2 separate regions of the Homo sapiens genome follow, and region 1 is linked to region 2. The links are chromatin loops, found by intact Hi-C in ENCODE. Cell type or tissue: heart left ventricle. All regions are shown on one strand. Each heading gives the region's core, and the rest is flanking DNA. Links, peaks and the distances in the headings are about the cores only. Region 1 overlaps CPVL (carboxypeptidase vitellogenic like). Region 2 overlaps CPVL (carboxypeptidase vitellogenic like).

Region 1 (2,923 bases), core at 292-2,791, 68 kb after region 2:
AGGCAGGAGAATTGCTTGAACCCAGGAGGCGCAGGTTGCAGTGAGCCGAGATCACGCCACTGCACTCCAGCCCTTGGCAACAAGAGCAAAACTCCAACTAAAAAAAAATATATATATATATGAAGGGCATTTTGATAATTGGGAGAATTTTGAATAAAGGCTGAATCAATATTGATATGTATGTGTACATGTATATACATATATAGATTTTAAATGAACAAACTACACTCATAATATATGTCAGTTCTGGTGATGTTTGAAGCACACAAGGAAACGTGACTTCTACTTACCTCCCCAGTGACATAAAAGTCATTATTTTTATATTCAGGAAATATCTGGAAAAACTGAATTAGTGCACTGCAAAAAGAAGAACAAGAACAACACAAATTAATCAGAAAAATGATTCAGGATCTCTTCATGCTAGGATATCAAATCTAACTCTTTGGCAATAGGTTTCACACTTGAAATAAGATACCACTCTGCTATGAGCTCCTGTAGGACATTTTATTTACACAATACATGTGGGCTTACTTTGTGATAATAAGAAGTTTGGACAAGTGGACATCAATACTCTGGGCATGTTTCCAAATTACTGATATACCAGTTTGGATCATCTAACTGTTGAGGGCACCTTGAGCAAATAATACAGGTTTCACATGTTACGTAGCAATTCTTGGAGGTAGTTCTGCAAACTTTATGATCCCATTAGCCCGGGTTTGTGGTGAAGTAAGGGAAGTCTTAGTTGCTTACCAACCCCCACTGTGGGGGACTCTGAACATTTCTGATGGAGCTCCAAGAATGCCACATTTTAATAACCAAAGAACAGAAAAACTGTAAGATGACTATAATTTAAAAGAAAAACAGCAAATGGTCACAGATATTGAAATAAATGTACAGTAGGCTCTGGGCTAAAAAAAAGAAAAACACATTTACTAAAGAATGCTAACAGCCGGCCAGGGCGGTGGCTCATGCCTATAATACCAGGACTTTGGGAGGCTAAGGTGGGCGGATAACGAGGTCAGGAGTTCGAGACCAGCCTAGCCAACATAGTGAAACCCCATCTCTACTAAAAATACAAAAATTAGCCAGGCATGGTGGTGCGCGCCTGTAGTCCCAGCTACTCAGGAGGCTGAGACAGAAGAATCACTTCAACCAGGGAGGCTGAGGTTGCAGTGAGCTGAGATTGCGCCATTGCACTCCAGCCTGGGCAACAGAGTAAGACTCTGTCTCAAAAAAAAAAAAAAAAAAAAAGAATGCCAATAGCCACTTCAGTGATGAAATAGATTTTAACAGACTCAAGGAGTGATTTCATAATAAGCAAGAAGACAGTGGATTTTTAAATGATTCTTTACCTGAACAAAATATTTCAAAAAAAGGAAAACAAAAACTTGTGAAACTCAGTAGCTCTATGAGTGTTTTGACCCAGACTGCAGTGCCTGCGAAGCTAGGGGAGGTTGTTGGCCCAGTTTCCTGCTGAGAGACTAAAAGCCATGAACCATCCAGGAAGATGAAAGGCAAGGAGGCTCTGAAAACCCAGGAGGATGGCGAAGTTCAAGGGTTACAAAGAGGCAAAATTGGGTCATTACAATCACCATGATCCTAGCTATATTTAATTTTCAAAGGCTGCATAAAAATTCACCATGAAACACTACTGTAGAGTTTCGGTGTATTTCTGTATTCATTATTTATAGTGGCCTTTGTAGCAACTAAATCTGAGAAGCTGCATTTTATAGCTTCTATGTTTGTGCTGGCAATAAGCTGGCTTTAGAGTGCAGATAAAAATAGGCATTCATTCTCCACCCTTCCCTCTCCAACCTTCAGGCTAAAATCTACTTCCTTTTCTCTCTTCCTGCTTGTTGGAATGGCAGGAGATAATTTAGCATAGTAAATCTCAATTAAGCCTTTGGCTTTAGCTTAAAGCTTATTTCCTTGTAGTATTTGCTGGAGAGTCATTAGGGTTGCTGGATTTAGCAAATGAAAACATAAGACATGGCTTAATTTTGAATTTCAGATAACAAATAATGGCTTAGTATAAGTATGTCCCAAATATTGCATGGAATATACTTACATTAAAATTTTATTTGTTGTTTACCTGAAATTCAAATTTAACTGGGTATTTTGTGTTTTATCTGATAATCTTGGTCAGAGATAATCTCCCAGGTTACTTCTATCTCGAAAATGGCAGGATTCTCCAGCTCAAGTTCCACTTGAGGAAGTTATCATCGAGTTTCAATTTCAGTTTTTATTTCACAGCCAAAAAACTGGCTATTTTTTTTTAAGCAAGCACTTAGTAGCGTGGTAGCACTCCTGTTTCTTAAAAGAGAGTGAAGAATGAAAAAAGTAAATTTAGTAAATTAGATTTACATATGCCATTTGCTCATTTAACTGTATTTTAGTCAAGAACTCTTCTTATTACATGGTGAGCATTTTCTAGAAAATAGAATCTAGAATCAAGCCCACATGAAATTACAAATTTTAGAAGCAGATCTGCTAAACATATATATAATACATAAGTGGCCGGGCGCGGTGGCTCACACCTGTGGGAGGCCGAGGCGGGCAGATCACGAGGTCAAGAGATTGAGACCATTCTGGCCAACGTGGTGAAACCCCGTTTCTACTAAAAATACAAAAATTATCTGGGTGTGGTGGTGGGCGCCTGTAGTCCCAGCTACTCAGGAGGCTGAGGCAGGAGAATTGCTTGAACCTGGGAGGCAGAGGTGGCAGTGAGCCGAGATCACGCCACTGCACTCCAGCCTGGCGACATAGTGAGACTCCGTCTCAATAATAATAATAATACATAAGCATGTGTGTTCACAAGTGCACACTCCATGCATTTATTCAGGTACAAGAGCTACATGGCACAAGAAGCATGCTTCTTCTTGGTGATTCCATTTGGCCACCTTGCTGGCATTGTGCTAAGGAC
Region 2 (2,923 bases), core at 157-2,656:
TGTAAGCCAAGACTCTAACCTCAGCTCAGACATGAAATGGGTAGGATACTTCAGGGAAGTCACTTAACCTCTGGGTTTCAGTTTCCCTTCCCTGGAAAATGAGACCTAAAATTCATTCCAGCCATTAAATACAACCTAGCCGAGATAATCCATCTTGTAGTTTTGGAAGAAAATGGAATTGATATTGACAGTGAAAACATAAAATAAAAATAGTAAGGGCTCAAATTGCAATCAGGAAAATCAGCCTGTTGGAGATCATGCAAAACTCATGATTATAGAAGCTACACCCAGTAAGATTCGGTAAAAATGAAAACTGCTCAATGACTCAACATTTTTTCAATATTTATATGAAAAATAATTTGTGTCAATAAAGATATTTTCAATAAAATAACGATGAAAAAAACAGAAGTGTTTTCTTTCTCCAGGACATTCAGCTTAATGACATTTATTCTAAAAAAAAAAATCTTAAAGCAATTTCTCAGTATGGTTATTATTCCGATTAAAATTTTTAATCTTTTTTTTTTTTTTTTTTGAGACAGGGTCTCACTCTGTTGCCCAATCTGGAGTGCAGTGGCGCGATCTCAGCTCACCGCAACCTCTGCCTCCCAAGTTCAAGCGATTCTCATGCCTCTGACTCCCGAGTAGCTGGGATTACAGGCGTGTGCCACCATGCCTGGCTAATTTTTGTATTTTTAGTAGAGATGAAGTTTCACCATGTTGGCCAGGCTGGTCTCGAACTCCTGGCCTCAAGTGATCCACCCACCTTAGCCTCCCAAAGTGCTTGGATTACAGGCGTCAGCAACCCTGCCCGGCCAAAGTTTTAAATTTCTTAATGTGGAGTCAAAACTTCCTTAGGGCTGGCATGTTAAGAATAAAATGTCCTACATTTCAAATGCAGTGACAATATCAACTCAGATAATGAACAGCAACTTTGATATTTGGAGAAAGGCACAGAAAGATCCCAAAAGGGTGGCCTTGAGAGCAATGGCCATGGGTTGTCAACAGACAAGGAGAAAGAGGACTCAACTTCTGGGACCCAGAGATAACACTTGTAAGGGTTTATGGTCAATGCCAGTGCAGAGGCTACCCATGACTTTGGTTATCACGTAGCCTGAGATTTACATTTTGTGTATATTTCTATCTCAGTGGCTAGAGATAGGTATATGGTATATAGAGATAGGTATAAATATATATATATATATATTTACATATCTATGTAAGCATAGAGAGCATTATGACATTTGCTGAAAGACACTACACTATTCCACATTGCATTGCTGGCTGAGCCCCTCTGGGCATTAATGAAATATAGATATTTTGGATCTTTGTTAGGTGATATCTTAGAAATAAGTTAGTCCAGACCTTGCATTTGACAGACAACTTCTAAATTTGACAGACGCTCAGAAAGTCTGCTGCTCGGATTATATAACAGGGCAGTGTCCAATCCTTAAAATGGCACCAATACCAAAAACTTATTACCTTCTAGGTCAGAGCCAACAAGGAGGAACAAGAAGCACTTGCTCTTCATCGGATCTCTGAAGGCTGGTGGGAGCTGTGTTTGATTTCTCTGGGCATGGCTTGATGTGAATACACAGGGAAAATTGCTCCCTCTCTCGGTACCGTACTGCTCCCCTAGGAGAGCTGTCATTTCTTTAAGTGGACATTTTAGGTAACCATCCAGAGACAAGTCTACTTTGGTTTCAATTTTTTAAATTAAGAGCTGTAGTGTTTGGCAGAGAATGAGGTTGCTTTTTTGGCAGACACATACCCATGCTTCTGTTTTGTGTGTCTAATGCTGAAAAGCAAGTCCATGGCTAAGGTCCGTTTTCTTCATTATCAGACGCTTGACACTTGGACAGTATTCTTAGATAAACCTCACAGAGAATGCCTTTGTTCACACGGGAGTGCTTTTCCCTCCTCATAACCCTCATCTCCACAAACCACCCCAAACCAACGCTGAGGCACTAAGGGGGAAGGATCTTTGCCAACATTTTAAAATCACCTATACAAAATGCAGATCCCTTGCTGCGTGGTAAAACACTCACTATCACAAACATATGTGGGCCTTGCTTCTTTTGTTACTTGTTTTTTTGGCAGCCAGAGGAGTACCATTTCATCTCTAAATGTGTTTTGCATTCACAAGAAGAGTCAGCGGGTTGAGTGTGATATTTGCCACCAGTTTCTGACTGGCGGCCAATTCCTTTTACCACCTCTGTGGGACTTGTCGCCCTGAAGCAGCAATCTGGCCTCCCAAGCTGGACGTTTTATGCAAAGAGCCAAGCAGGACACATGTGGGATGCCAGGCCTGGGAGCATTTCACAAGGCTGGTTCAGGGGATATAAAATAACAGGTGGTGGAGGCAGCCATCAAATAATCTTGAGGAGATCGTGTGTGTGCCTGGTGAGATGTTTATCACAAAGTAGTGTAGCAGATGGGGGGAGGTAACATGTCCACCACTCCCTGGCAGCTCAACATTCAAATATGCCCTTAATGGCCTGAATATTAATATTCCAACTTTCCCTTATATGTTGACTTTCAATAAACATATTTTCCTGAATCCTGACTATTACTATTTATAATTTTTTCTTCGTTATATGTACTCTTGTAAGCAATCCAGGGTAATAATAATAAAAATAAAAATAGCAAAATTTACTATGAGCCAGGAATTGCTCTAAGCTTATTAACTTATCCAAACCCTCTCAACAGTCCTATAAGGATACCATAGTGGATGGCTTAAACAACAGGAATTTATTTCTCCCATTGGATGCATATTTTAGAAATAAAGGCTAAAAATTCATGTTGTTTTTAAAAAAACAATAGTCACACACAATGAAAAGAATAGCAGGAAGATAATAAGGATAAAGCACAAATTAATAAAAGAGAAAGCAAAAATATAATCAAGAAAAATAAAGATAAAAATTGG

What was found. A loop is a pair of places that touch in the nucleus more often than their neighbours do. Peaks named below come from ENCODE experiments on the same cell type or tissue, not always from the same donor. Only the 100,000 strongest peaks of a DNase experiment are listed, where the experiment ranks them.
Region 1: it touches region 2 in a loop (2.5-fold over the local background); 4 of 110 quality-filtered maps call a loop at or near these places.

What each region holds. Positions count from the first base shown.
Region 1 is chr7:29,086,194-29,089,116 of GRCh38, forward strand. CPVL (carboxypeptidase vitellogenic like) reads right to left here. Exons shown (of 13, transcript NM_031311.5): 7 at 291-357. Among named protein-coding and RNA genes, the nearest start is that of CPVL-AS1, 7.4 kb to the left of the region's middle. In heart left ventricle, for the core only: no CTCF peak of the experiment used is centred there; no DNase peak of the experiment used is centred there; H3K27ac peaks cover 412 bases.
Region 2 is chr7:29,017,865-29,020,787 of GRCh38, forward strand. The region is part of intron 12 of CPVL (carboxypeptidase vitellogenic like); the gene reads right to left. Among named protein-coding and RNA genes, the nearest start is that of CPVL-AS2, 39 kb to the left of the region's middle. In heart left ventricle, for the core only: a CTCF peak has its summit at 1,612; no DNase peak of the experiment used is centred there.